Linked DNA regions of Homo sapiens: region 1 is linked to region 2. A link is an interaction called in ENCODE POLR2A ChIA-PET data of the cell type or tissue named here. Cell type or tissue: PC-9. All regions are shown on one strand. Links, peaks and the distances in the headings refer to the core of each region. The heading gives the core; the rest is flanking DNA.

Region 1 (6,398 bases), core at 1-5,000, 950 kb after region 2:
CCTGCTCTCCGTGGGCCAGGGGCTGGGCAAGGGAGGAGCTGTGCTGGTGTAGGAGACCCTATTCCAGCAGGAGCTTTGTCCACACAGCCAGTGACTGCCTTTTCTGAAAACCCCTGAATGAAGTATCACTTAGGATTCTAGAAAAAGAGGTGGAAGCCCTTGCTTTGGTCCCAGCTCTGCTTGACCAGAGAGCCTAGTCACCTAACCTCTGGAACCTCATAACCCCTATTTCTAAAATGAAGCTACTTTTTTTGACTTGGGAAGGTCACAGGGTTATTGGGGTGCTGAAGCGTCGCGTTTTATGTGTGCACGCTCTGTACATCACTGTGTGCTTTTTATGTGGATATGTTGCTTTTGGCCATTTTTTGAGGCAGTGTGGCTGCATGAAAACTGGTTTTTGAAGTCAAATAGGGTTCAGATCTTTTTAAAAAATAATAATTAACTTATTTGTTTTTATTTTTTAGGGGCGGGGTCTTGCTCTGTCGCCAGGCTGAAATGCAGTGGTGTGATTATAGCTCATTGTACCCTCAAACTCCTGAGCTCAAGTGATCCTCCTACCTCTGCCTCCCAAGTAGTTGGGACTATGGGCACACCACTACTGATTTTTTTTTTTTTAATTTCTTTCTTTTTTTGGTAGAGACGGGGTCTCACTGTGTTTTTCGGGCTGGTCTGGAACTTCTGGTCTTAAGTGATCCTCCTGCCTTGGCTTCCCAGAGTGCTGGGATTATAGGCATGAGCCACTATGCTTAGCCTGGGTTCATATCTTAAGTCTAACATTCATTTAGCTGTTTGACTGTGAACATTGATTTCTTCTGTAATGCTTACTTCATGTGTGAGCATGAAGTGAGATACCAAACATAAAAGTCTTTTGTATGTAGCATGTAGTAGATGTTTGGTGCATAGTATTTTGATAGTTTTAGTGTCAATACATTTTTCTGTGTGTAGCTCTCTGTGTCAAGATTTCTCTGGCACTTTTTCCTGCTTTGATTAATATAAGATGCATTTTAGAAGATTTAAAATGTGCAGTGAATGGATTTTATATCTTAAAATTATGTTGCGGTGGAGTGCCAGGAATAAAACAGCTGGGAACCAAAAGCCCGTGAAAGTTGAATGAATGCATCTTGTTTCTTGGTTGCTGCAAAGGTGGTACTAAGCCAATAGATGGTGCCGTGATATCAGGAAATGAGAAAATACTTACTTCTAAAATTCATATTGTTACAGGAAATGTAATATAGTCAGCCCTTGCCAGTTCTTAATTTATTCTAATTAGATTGGATTTTGTTCTTGATTCTGTGTAAAAAAATATTAAACACCTTTTATAGACAAAATGGTGAGGTATTGAATTAATGTATGGGTGCTCTTCCTCCTTTTTTCCCTGCTCTGACATTTTACCACAAAGTCTCCTGATTTGAATTGTCCTCAGCCTACAACCAAGTAAAAGCCCTTGCCAGAGCACTTTTCAGAACAGTTAAAGGAAATGCTCAGTTTAAAGTTCTTTGCTTTAAACCCCACTGAGAGAGAGTGAGGTTAACCAGCTCATCTTTATCTGCTCTTGTTTCAGAATTGGACCAGAGTCGCCCCTGCTAAAGGAAAGTGCCTTTATATGCTTATGACCTAGTGCTTGATGCCTTTTACTTCCTCATTGGTCAGACTACGTGGAAAGTCATCTTAGCCATCAGAAGGCTTTTCACTGTGTAGTTCACAGAATGAGGGATTTGCTGTTAACCAGATCTGAGTTCATGTACCCATGCTGCCATTCCTGGCTGCATGACTTTGGGTAGCCTCCTTCCTTTCTGTGAACTTTAGCTTCTTCCATCCATACAATGAAAATAATACTGTCTAGTCCATCAATTAAAGTGGAATGCCCTGAAGTTTGGGAAGTTATTTTGAAATATGGACCTGAGTAAAGGGGACCTTTAAGAGACTTGCCAGCTCCCACTGCCCTGCGTTCCTGCGGCAGCAGGGCAGGGTGTATGCCTTGCACTCAGCTTCGGTTTCCCGGTGTGGCCTCGTGGTGCAGGGGACTGATTAAGATAGGTGCATTTTAGGGTCATTTTCGTCCTCCATTTTGTCCTCTAAACAGGGGTAGGTGACACCTATGTTTTAAGGAAAAAATGTTCTCTCTCCATATCTTGTGACATTTCATTAAAATGCATTAATGAAATAAAACCTCTCACATTTTAGGCCCTGATGCCGTGATTGTTAGTCTTTTCTGAAGAATAAGTGTTTATAACCTGTCAGGTCAATGAGATGTTGCAGTTGCAATTATAAGAAAAATCCCTTTTCCCTTCAAGTGGTGTTTTAAATTATTAGGGTAAAATGTAACTCCTCTTTGACTATATTACATTTAGAAAAGGAACTCCGTTTTTTGAGGAATTAGCTTTTGAGTGAAATTGTTGGATGCCTTACAAATATTTTTAGCAAATTAAATGGAATACTTTTTTAAATTCATTGGGAATAAAAGGTAGACTTTGACATTGAGGTACATTTGCTGATGAAAAGGAAGCATTCTTCTCCCTCATGAGGGGTTTAAATGTAATACTCAGTGCTTACTCAGGAGTGAAAACATCAAATTAAACTGTTTATGCTGACAAAGGACAAATCTGGATTTCAGCAAGCGATGCAAGATTGTCTGATTGCTTGGCTTGCCTCGCCGGGAAGCTTTTGGCCAGGACTTATAATGAAATGCATGCATACAATTAAACCATTTAAAGCCTGCGTCTGTTTTACCGAGCAGTGAGAGGTGCTCCACTGCTCTCTAGTGGCTGGATATGGTCCCCTGGTGCCCGCCTTATTTTATATTCATCAATCAGCTCTGCACACATTGGCATTGTTGGCCTCCAGAGCAAGCACCAGTACTAGGAGATGAGGCCTTGGAGGCAGGAATGGAGTGAAAAATGATCCCAGTCTGTGGGTCTGTGGAAAGCACCAAATTTTACCCAGGATGAGTGGCCAGTTGACTAACAATGAGCAAGTGTGAGTAAGCGCTCTGTCAGGGAGAGCTGACACTGATGGATTAGAAAGTCCTGTGTGTGACTCTGTTATCGCCGCATACATCTTACACCTTGGCAGGCCATGGTGGCAAACAGGTCCTTGGCTGCTTAAAATGGACCGCTCTTTAGCAGAAGGAGCAGCTTTTTTTCCTGAGACGATCTGGTTAAATTGATTTGGGGAAAAGCAGTAGAAATCCATTTCCTGCTGCCTCTCATAACTTCATGACTTTGAGAAAGAAATTCTGAAGACCTCTATTTCCATGAAAGCTGCCAACCCTGGGACTTGCTGAGAGTGATTGTATAAAATAGCTGCCTGGAGGACCAGGAGCTTGTCGGAGAGGAATTTCATCAGCCAGCTTTTCTTGAACTTTTAGTGTCCCCAGCATTTTGCTTTACACGTGCCATCTTGTGTAACCCTCAGAGCCACCCTTTGAGGAAGGCACCTCCTGTCCCCTGCCCTCTTGTGCGGGGAAGGAACCTAGTTCAGTAGGGCTGCTGTGCCCCTCGGTTTCCGGTTGCATCATTCACGCTGTGCTTGATGCAGTTGCTTGTGCCTCCTGGAGCAACTTTGGCAGCTTTGCAGAGCTCGGAGTGATATGCCCAGCTAGGGAGCGCCAGAGCCGGGCCACCTCTTGTGCCTCTTGGTGTTCCCAGAGCCTGCTGCTCCTGCGTGGGCACCTGGGAATGGGTTGTTTGAAGAAAGAGTGGGAAGTTGCCCTTCTGAAGGGTGCATGAGCTTGAGAACCCATGCTTCAGAATAGGACCTAGGTTTAAAGCTTGGCTCCGCTTCTCATTGACTCTTGCCATGGGCAAACTATTTGGAACCAGTTGAGTCTCAATTTCCTTGTCTGTAAAAGGGCCAAATACTCCCAGTACTTGAGTTCAGGGTCCAGGACCTAAGACCGTCAATGAATGTTTTCCCCTTCCCCAGTTTGAGAGTTAGTGAGCACCTTATTAGAAAAAGCAAATTTCTACCTTTCAGGTCCTTCCTAGCTTTTGACTTAGAAGCAGCAGGTTTTAGGAAATTATTTCAGTCTTTTACTGTTTCTTTAGCATATCTAATAACATAGATTATAGAATTGCTAAGTTTGTTGAGTATTTTAGTGAACTCTGACATAGAAAAATAACACATTTAAATGTACAGAACAAGTAAAAGCAATATCTAGATTGTAAAATTTCAGATTTCATCCTGAATTGGATTGTTCGCTCAGAAAAAGTTAGTTTCAAAGTGAGTTACTAATCCTGGTAAGCTAAGATCGAAACACCTTCAGAGGTTTTAGAAAATGGAGACTAATTTTAGGTTTTTTTTTTTTTTTGAATGAGACTATTTTAAAATAAATGCTGTTATAACAGATACTTGAGTGGCATTGCTAAACAGTGAATGGCATATGTTTAATCATTTAAAACATTTAACTAAATTCCAGTCTCATTTGAATTTCCAAGCAAAACAACACAAATTAACTATATCCAGATGTGTGTGGTAATCGAGCTGAAATCTAAAGAAGAAGCAAGTTTGAAAGCATGCTTTTTTGGGGTGGGGAGCTAAGAAAAGATAGCTCCATCTCCCAGGCTTACTTGCTAATCTTGATTTCAAGCATTTGGCTTTGCTATTTAAGAGGCAAACGTGGTGGAATGGAAAGAACATCGCACACTTTAAATTCAGAAAGATCTGGCTTCAGAATCCCAGATTTGCTTATCACTGGCTGTGTGATCTGGGCACGTTCCTTATCTTTGAGCTTTATTCTCCTTTTGTAAAATGGGACTACTACTACTTGCCATGCCTGAAGAGCAAACAAAACTGATGTGACTGTGCTGTGAAAGTTCTTAAGTACCGTGTGCATCTGTTGTAGTTTGTTCAGTGCTGTGTTTGCCAAGAGTACACTTCTGGATAAGTGGGGTCTAGCCCCATGCTGAAACGCTCAGAGGACTTCATTATTAAGATGATTGTACCTCTAAGACGGTCCTAAGGAAGCCCTCCTAAGGACGTTAGGCAGGAGAGACATGGTGTATTTGTTTGTGATGATTGATTGCTGTTGTTCTTTGGGTCTGTTGACTCATGCATGGATTGACCTTTAGGCCCTTGTATACAAATGTAAGGAATAAGCTGCCTGCTGCTGCTGTTACACGGAGACTGTGACAGCTAGCAAAGTCTTGGTCTTTTGCTTGTTTTTTCCATCCCCTCACAATGTTGGATTTTCTTCAATTTTTTATACCTTAAAAAATTGCTATTAATGCCTGCACTTTGAAGAAAAATTTAAAAATACAAGTAAAAAGAAAATAGCACCACCCAGAAATAAGCTTAATATTTTGATTTATATGCTTCCAGGTTTGTATAATATATAGTGCATAAGCATGTCTGTTAATTTTGCTTTAGAACATGTTTTTCCCCCACTAAATACTATAGCATGGATCTCTTCCCATTGCCAAAAAAATGTACTTCTACTTTGTCATGTTTAATGTCTGTGTGTATAGTATTTTATTGTTTATTTTCCCTGGCTCCTGATTGTTGAACCTTTACATTTACTTCCAGGTATTTTTTTTTTCCCCTTTAATCTAAACAATGATCTTTTAAGATACGTGACTTGGGTACTTGTCCATGTGTTTCTTTAGAATAAGTCCCTAAGAGATTTGCTGGTTTGGTGGGTATGTATAGCTGTATGATTTCCAATCGATGTTTCTACATTGCCCATTAGAAGAGTTCTATCCATTTCTGCTTCTCCAAGTGTGTCAAAGTACCCATTTGATCACACCTTTGTCAGCACTATTATTCTTTTTAATCTTTGCTAATTAAAAAGGCAAAAGGTAGTTATTTTACTTCAATTCATATTTCTTTGATTGCTAGTGAACTTGATCAGTGTTGCTTAATGTATATAGGCCTCTACCTTTTCTCTTTCGTAAACTACTGTCTTCTCTCTTGGAGTCTTGATGTAGTTATCTGTGAGCTCTTTTTAGTTATTAATGTTCTGCATGTTGCATGTATTTTTCGGAGTTTCAGGGCTTTTATTTTACATTCTTAAAGGAGCTAGTAATTTTGTTTATAAGCTAGTGGGCCTGCTATTATAAGATGTTTCATTGTAACAGACTGGCTGGAGGTGTGGTCCTTGTGGAACTGGTGCTTGGGACTCCTTCTCCTGGGGCGCAGCAGATGTGGGTGACAAGAGGGTCTGTGGGTGAGTCCGGCCCTGACAGAGCTGGGAAGCAGGCCAGGTGCTCTTTCCAGGACTCCACAGGGCATTGGTTGCAGGAGGAGCTTTGAATGAGGACCTAGCTGGAGCAGCTGTGGAGTGTCTGCAGTGGATGGGGGAGTGCCCTGCAGGTGAAAGGGAAAGAGACATTTGTCCTCCCTGCCTCCCTGTCTCTCCACAGCCCGGCTTCTTGGTGGGTTGGGGTGGCGGGTGTTGAACA
Region 2 (8,074 bases), core at 1,191-6,190:
CAGTAAAACCATGACAGATTATTTTATAGCTAATAAAAATGATATAAAACCCAACTATGTCTAAAAATTGGGGGAGGTTTTATAAAATAACTTGGTAAAAGAAGAATACAAAGTCACATGCATAATCTAATTCAGTCAAGAAAAAGCCACGTACAAATATGGAAAAAGATTAGGAGATAACAGGAAAAGAACAGTAGTTAGGGTCACAGAATTATGAACAGACTGCTAGGAAATTTCCTCCTATAACATTTTTAAATTGGTTTAATGAAAACTTTCAATGAGTCATTAATAAGGACTGGGTAGAAATTTCTGGACCAGTAAGGAAGCTAATCTGCTTGAATCACAGCCAAAGAAAATAAATTACTTTATGAAAAAGACTTATTCTACTCTACTTAGCTTCTAGTTCCAGTATCAAGAACCAAGAAAAATATATTGCCTAAAGAGGATAAGTAAAATATAACTCCTTCAAACAAACAAACCATAATAATAATTTATAACTTCTTCAGAATTGTTGATTCAACATTTTAAAAACATGAGATGTCATTAAGAGTAATTCACTTTGTAAACGCTAGTGTTCTTCTAACATTAGGAACATGTCGTAAGGATACAGAAATACTTTGCCAAAAGGACAATGTCTTTCCAGCTCTTCCCAATCAGACTGGAAGGTCCTGAAGAGTCATGTGTGATTTGACTTAATACCCACAACACTTAGCACAGTGCCTGGCATGAGTCACATGGTCAACAAGTATTTACTGATTGAATAGGACAGGCTTAGCTGCTCTCAGCAGGGAACTGTGGCCTGTAAGCACATCTCCTGCTGTTCAAAACCCTTTATTCTGGGGAAATCACCATTTCAAATAAAGCAAGGACTTATATGCTAGGATATGGAAATACATATAAATATATGGAACCAACCATTAGAATAATAGGCATTAAAATGGGATTCTACCTGTAATGCTGAACTCTTTGATGAGGATGTTCTTATCCTATTATCTATCCCATTTTTAAATAAAATTGTTTAATGAAAAAAATTTTCACTTTAACTTAGTAGGAAAACAATTCAAAATCAAAAAAAAGAGGTGAGAAATGAACTTTCCTCTAGACCAGGGGTGTTCAATCTTTTAGCTTCCCTGGGCCACACTGGAAGAAGAAGAATTGTCTTGGGCCACACATAAAATACACTAACACTAATGATAGCTGATGAGCTTAAAAAAAAAAAAAAAGGGTTCCTGCATAAATCTCATACTGTTTTAAGTTTATGAACTTGTGTTGGGCTGCATTCGAAGCTGTCCTGCTGTCTTGGGCTGCCTGTGGTCTGCGGTCCGTGGGTTGAACAAACTTGCTCAAGATGCTCTATAATAGCCACTGGAAACAATACACAGCTATCAAACCCAAGACTGGGTCATTAACACTACTCTCAAACTGTCCTTTTAGGGTGCTCATTCATAATGTGCCAAAAAGCAGCTGCAGAAATACAAACGCTTAATCAGGTAAAAACCCAACCCCCAGCTGTATTTTCCTTGGGTCAGATGGCAATGTTAAAATGGTTCAAGCTGTAAAAAATTAGTAAAGTTTTTAAAACTTTCATTATAATGGTTGGCATTTATGATACTGTTTGAACAAACACTTTATCACAAAAAAGGAAACGATTAGGTAAAACAGAATTTCACTGTGATCCTGAATAATCAAGAACAAACTGTAGATGAAAATAAATGTAGAATTCTACGATCAATGTTAGAGAAAACTATTCAATCAATGATCCAAAGATACAGCATGCACAGCACCAAAACTGTCACCACACTTTCCTAAAAGGCACTGTGTGTCATCATCCCACTAGATGTTGAGTTGTAGGGTATGCCTAGAGGCTCAGGATCAGGGGCCTCATCATAAACGGAGTTATGATAATGAGGATGATGATGGTGGTGGCAGTCTGCAGGAAGAGCACACAGGTTTACTGTGGCCACCAACTGGAAACCACAGAGCTATGAAGAACATACTCCCCACTGTACACACAGACACACTCTTCTAGAAAGGCAACGCTTATGGCACCCAAGAAAAAGTGTTATGAAATATGTGCTCTGGGAATGAAGGAGCCAGGAAGTCCATGGGTCTACAAACCTGTGAGTGTTGAGAATCTGTCAGGCCCCAGATCATCTTTGTCTTTTTCTTGTTTTTCTTTCTTTCTAAATGGTATAGGAGCTGGAAATTAAATAAAGTCAGTAGTGTGACATATAACATACTGCACTACTCGGAAGTTAACTGGTGTGCCAACATTTCTAAGTGAAAGGAGGCTGAAAAGTTTAAAAGCTAAGAAATTCCAAGTGTTGACTGATAATTGTCCTTAAAATAGTAATGAAGGTTTTTAAAGGAACTTTCAGAACCTGCTTCGGAGTCATCTGTCATAGGAAGAATAATTTAACAGGAATCCATTGGGACTAAAATCAAAACCACTGACTCTTAACCTCTGCTCAAAAACACATTCAAAACTCCTAGCTTCATTCTCTCCTCCTCATCAAGCGCTTGAGTATGGCGTGAAAGCAGCTCTCCCCAGAGTTCCTGAGTGCCACCGTGCTGAGAAGAGGCCTTTGGAATAAGTTTCTAGCTTTACTCCTGGATGCTCTCTTCTTTCAGGAAGAGATGCTTTTGCCAACTCAAATGATGCCAGGCTGTTCACCAAAAAAGTAAACAATTTTATACAGCTACCTTCCAAAATAAACACTCACTGATATTTACAGTATAAACATTCTCAATGAACATAGACATAAAAAGCTTCAACTTATTCCAGGAATGTAAAGGATGAGTTTTCAATGTTTAATTACCAATAACGTCCCATTTTCCTGCAATAATTAATAGCAATATATATGTCAGAAGTCCTCTATATGTTTAACTTCAATGGTATATGATATTTAAACAATAGTGACAGGCATGACTTCCATTTATGAAACCACTATCACTTCCTGCAAAGAACAAGAACATTTCTAAAGCTCTGCCTTAGCATTCATCTGAGTGGAACCACTTTCTACACCCTCAAAGTAGCTAGAAACTTAAGCCCAGCAAGTCTTACAGAGGAGTTGAGACATTGGCTCTCTGAAAGAGATTCTGGGGCTTTGCTTCTTATTGCTAATACAGCGTTCTAATATTTTATAAAATTACCTTTAGGCATGGCTGAAACAAAACGTTTTCTCCACCAAGGTCTGTTCCTGTCTGATTTCTCATCATCGCTATCTTTGCGTTCTTCAGTCTGTAGAAAAAGTTGGAGGCTTTATTTGGAGTTGGATAGCAGGATAAATTACTAAGAAAAGGATTTCTTTTTGTTTGTTTTTGTTTTGTTTTGAGATAGGATCTCATTCTGTTGCCCAGGCTGGAGTGCAGTAGCACAATCACAGCTCACTGCAGCCTCGACTTCCCTGGCTCAAGCGATCCTCCCCGTATCAGCCTCCCAAGTAGCTAGGACCACAGGTGTACACACCACCATGCCCAGCTAATTTTTTATTTTTATTTTGTAGGGACAGGGTCTTACTATGTTGCTCAGGCTAAAAAGGATTTAAGTAAGTTTGTGAAATAAGAAAGTCAGTCTTGTTTGCCTTAAGGCACAACTCTTATTGCCACGTAGGTGACTTTTGGAGCACGGTAGTTTACCTTTTCAGCACCACTGTCATCTGCTTGAGGGCAGGCACTATCTCATTACTGTTAATAAACTGAAGCCTTAATACAGAGCCTGGTATAGACTAGGCACTCAATAAATACTTATGAAAAAAGTAAATGCAGTACAAATAAACTCCAGAAGGGCAGTAGAGATGGTAGCAGTAGTATTAATAATAATAAAACCAAATGTGTACTATGTGCCAAATGCTGAGCATAGTAAGGATATGTATAATCTCATTTAATCTTTACAGTAACCTCAGAGATAGGTCCTATATTCGGCCTTTTTTATCGATAAAAAATATGAGACTAAAGAAAGGTTACCTCCCCCTCTTCCTCAAAGTTACACAGCCTATATGTGGCACAGCTGAGGACTCAAACCTAGACCTAAGCAACTTTAAAGTTCATGTTTTGATCACCAATTATATTAAGTTATCATTAACACATGACAAAGAAGCTGGATGCAGTGGCTCACGCCTGTAATCCCAGCACTTTGGAAGGCCGAGGTGGGTGGATCACCTGAAGTCAGGAGCTCAAGAACAGCCCGGCCAACAAGGTGAAACCTCATCTCTACTAAAAATACAAAAATTGGCCGGGCGTGGTGGTGCTCGCCTATAATCCCAGCAACTTGGGAGGCTGAGGCAGGAGAATCACTTGAACCCGGGAGGTGGAGGTTGCGGTGACCCGAGATCGCACCACTGCACTCCAGCCTGGGCGACAGAGTGAGACTCCATCTCAAAAACAAACAAACAAACAAAAAACAGGCCAAAGGACAGGGACTGTAATTCCTTTAATAGCCTATCATGTGACCATGGACAAATCACTTAATTTCCATTTTCATCTACATACCTGGGATAAAGAATTATCAGAACCCTAGCAGAGAGATGAGGGCATCTGTGCCAGGGAAGAGTTAACTTAACAGTGGGGATGAGAAATTGAATACATACAGGAGAACTGATGGAATAAATATGCCCATGAAGAATAGTGAAAGTAGATTTCTCACTGTTGGAGAAATGAGTTACAAATTTGGAAAGGAAGAAAGACGAAACAAACTCTGTTGTGTTTGGACTAGAATTGAATGTGTCAGTGTAAGTTCATGGTCTTATTTATGGAGAAAGGTAGATAAATGAAATATACAGGTAAATGTGTGTGTAACACACACACTCCCTAGCTCTATTCACTGAGTAGTCCTGGGAGCAGCAACACTCCTACAGCAAATAAACACTGTATCCAGATCTCAATTTCCAAAAAAGCATTTTTCATTAAAAGAAATAAGGGTACTTCGAGAAAGAGCTAACTAGGACAAAGTACAGTATCCGCCTATAACATCTTTTGCCAGAAAGTAAAGATATGCTCAAAGAATAGTAGCAGTGCATCAAAAGAACTCAGGAGCCAGCCTGAAGGGGCTCTCATTGGCCCAATTAGGGACAACTGGGCTTCAAAATAAGTAATAGTGACAAACCCTAACCAAGACAGAAAACTGGGCCAGGCACTGTGGGTGGCTCACGCCTGTAATCCCAACACTTGGGAGGCTGGGGTGGGAGGACTGTTTGAGCCCAAGAGTTCAAGATAAGCACCTGGGCAACACAGTGAGTCCCCATCTCTACAAAAACAAACAAACGAAAAAATTAGCCAGGCATGTGGTGCATGCCTATACTCCCAACTACTTGGGAGGCCAAAGCGGGAGGATTGCCTGAGCCTGGGAGGTTAAGGCTGCAATGAGCAGTGTTGGCACCACTGCACTCCAGCATGGGTGATAAAACAAGACCCTATCTAAAACAAACAAACAAACCACAACAACAACAAAAAATATATATACACACACACACACACACACACACACACAAATTTTTTTAAAAGACAGAAAACCATGAGACCACAGATATAATAAGTAGGTAAGTTAAAAATTTGATGGAGAACAGATAGTTACATATTTTTAAAGTACCCTCTCCCCCTAAATACTTATTAATTATAAAGGTAAAAGAGTAACTTTACAGTGGCAAAGCCTGGAAGACAACATTTCCTCAAATTATCCAAATGAACACTGTAGAAATGGGACAAATTAAAACTGTGCTACCTGACAAAGTGCAATGAAAAAAAGTGTCATTTCAGTGATATTCCTGCCAAAGATGAATAACCTCAGTCTAATCACAAGAAAACATCAAACAACCTAACCTGAGGAACATTCGAGAAAACAAATGGCCTGTAAATTTCAAGAGCGTCCAGGTCATATGAGTCAAGAAAAAACTGAGGAACTGTTCTAGACTGAAGGAGACTAAAAAGGCATGACAACTAAAAGCAGTCTGTGATTCTGAATAGAACCTTTTTACTATAAAAAATGTTACAGGGACAACTGGGACACATGAATGGGGTGTGATAAGTAACTGGTAGTAATGTATCAATGTTCATCTGCTGAAGCTGATGGCTGTACCATGAGGTGTAGGAGAATCTGCTTGTTTGTAGGAAACTTACACTGAAGTGTTTAGGGGTACTGGAGCATCAGGTTGGCAACTTGCTCACAAATGGGGAGGGAGTGTTCTTTTATTGTACTTCCAACTTGTTTGTAACTTTAAAATTGTTTAAAATAAAAAATACTCATGGGGCCAGGTGCGGTGGCTCATGCCTGTAATCCCAGCAACTCTGGGAGGCCAAGGCAGGCGGATCACAAGGTCAGGAGATCAAAACCATCCTGGCCAACATGGTGAAACCCCGTCTCTAATAAAATGCAAAAAATTAGCCGGGTGTGGTGGCGCATGCCTGTAGTCCCACCTACTCAGGAGGCTGAGGCAGAGGAATCGCTTGAACCTGGGAGGCGGAGGTAGCAGTAAGCCAAGATTGCACCACTGTACTCTAGCCTGGGCAACAGAGTGTGACTCCATCTCAAAAAACAAAAAACAACTCATCTAACATCTCAGAAAGATATTGTAAGGTTTAAATAAAATCAGATACAAAATTGCTTAGAGAAACTAAAAGTGTCATAAAAATGCAAGATAGTATCACTACAAAACCAAAGTTGTACAGGTTTCCTGCGGTTATGGTTGTGGGCCCATAGATTGACAAATCATCTTTAATCATGACTACTCTCTATCTGTAATCCTAGATTTATATATTCCATGTTAATTTCAGATATCAAGAGAACTAGGCAGGCAGAACATAATTCTTTTTCACGGCCTATGTCCCATACCTCTCCTCTTGAGGAGTCCTTACTCGGGGATGAAGATGATGAATGAGGTGCAGCCACCAAAGAAGTAGCACCAATGGCTGCAGCTGGAGGGAGTTCTCGCTCTTCATTTCCTGGACGCCGGTTCCAGCTGGGGTCACTCATGGGTCTCCGGACAGAAGATACTATATCAGAGCTCCTGCTTCGAACTAGTCTCTCAGGGTAAGAATGCCTTTGCTTGAATGCCTCCATTTCAGCTGGAGTTAAAACATGGGAACCAAAGTTTGGCAACCTGGCCTCATTTCCTCCCACAGCTCCTTCCAGGATTGGGGGATCTGGTGGTGGATGCGATGGCCTAGCATAGTGAACCTTTGGCCTTACCACAGCAGAAGCCCCTGCAACACAGGAAAAAAAGTTTTGTAACTGAGACACAACATATCTAACAAAGGCATTAACAAGGGGATTTGGTTTCCTCCTCCTGTCTGTGACATAAGTGAAAAAGTTCATTTCACTGGTTTACCTTCATGTGAAGACAGTGGATCAAACATGGCCAGCAGAGACTCTGACTGAGAAGGAGGAGAGGTCAGCTGGTGGGCACCTAAAACAGGAGGGAAACTGTGAGACCAAGCCAGGACGCAGGACAGACGGTCTCAACACAGTTTAAAGGGTTTTAAGTATTCTTTGACGGTTCCTTTTTTGATCCATTAGAACTTGAGAGGCATACCAGAAAAAAAAAATCAAATTATGATTACTTCCAATTCATTTTCTGTTTTTATGAGTATCTTCATACACAGATTTTCTTTACATTTAAGTGGTCTGGCATCTACATGCCTGTTACTTCTAATGGCCAAATGCTAGTATGGTTCATGCAAAGAGAACAAAGCCGGAAGACCTAAACCATCAATGTTTTGAGAATGTCACAGCTTCCCTGAGCCTCGCCTTCCCCTCACCTGAAAATATAGGGGGCAGGCCAGGTGTAGGGGCTCATGCCTTTAATCCCAGTGCTTTGGGAGGCCAAGGAGGGAGGACCGCTTGAGCCCAGGAGTTCAAGACCAGTCTGGGCAAGATGGTGAGACCTGGTCTCTACAAAAATTTACAAGAACTAAAAATTAAAAAATAAATAAATTATAAACATAGGGGCAATACTCTGTACAGACAGCGTACAAATAAAAGGCTGTAAATCTTGAAGTTCTAACACTGCTCTCAGCAAATAACTTTAAAATAGATAAGTATGCAGAGGATGGAAATTTCAAACATAAAAAAATTATTAAT

Evidence for each region. Peaks named below come from ENCODE experiments on the same cell type or tissue, not always from the same donor. Only the 100,000 strongest peaks of a DNase experiment are listed, where the experiment ranks them.
Region 1: POLR2A ChIA-PET joins it to region 2 with 10 read pairs; 2 of 35 experiments call an interaction of 5 or more read pairs at or near these places.

The regions. Positions count from the first base shown.
Region 1 is chr9:124,389,557-124,395,954 of GRCh38, reverse strand. All of the region lies in intron 5 of PSMB7 (proteasome 20S subunit beta 7), which reads left to right. Among named protein-coding and RNA genes, the nearest start is that of PSMB7, 23 kb to the left of the region's middle. In PC-9, for the core only: CTCF peaks have their summits at 1,085, 2,554 and 2,760 (motif pointing left); DNase peaks (open chromatin) are centred at 2,934 and 3,434; H3K4me3 peaks cover 2,495 bases; H3K27ac peaks cover 4,422 bases.
Region 2 is chr9:125,336,344-125,344,417 of GRCh38, reverse strand. It overlaps GAPVD1 (GTPase activating protein and VPS9 domains 1), which reads right to left. Exons shown (of 28, transcript NM_001282680.3): 16 at 7,323-7,400; 17 at 6,827-7,197; 18 at 3,154-3,241; 19 at 2,119-2,199. Among named protein-coding and RNA genes, the nearest start is that of GAPVD1, 79 kb to the right of the region's middle. In PC-9, for the core only: no CTCF peak of the experiment used is centred there; no DNase peak of the experiment used is centred there.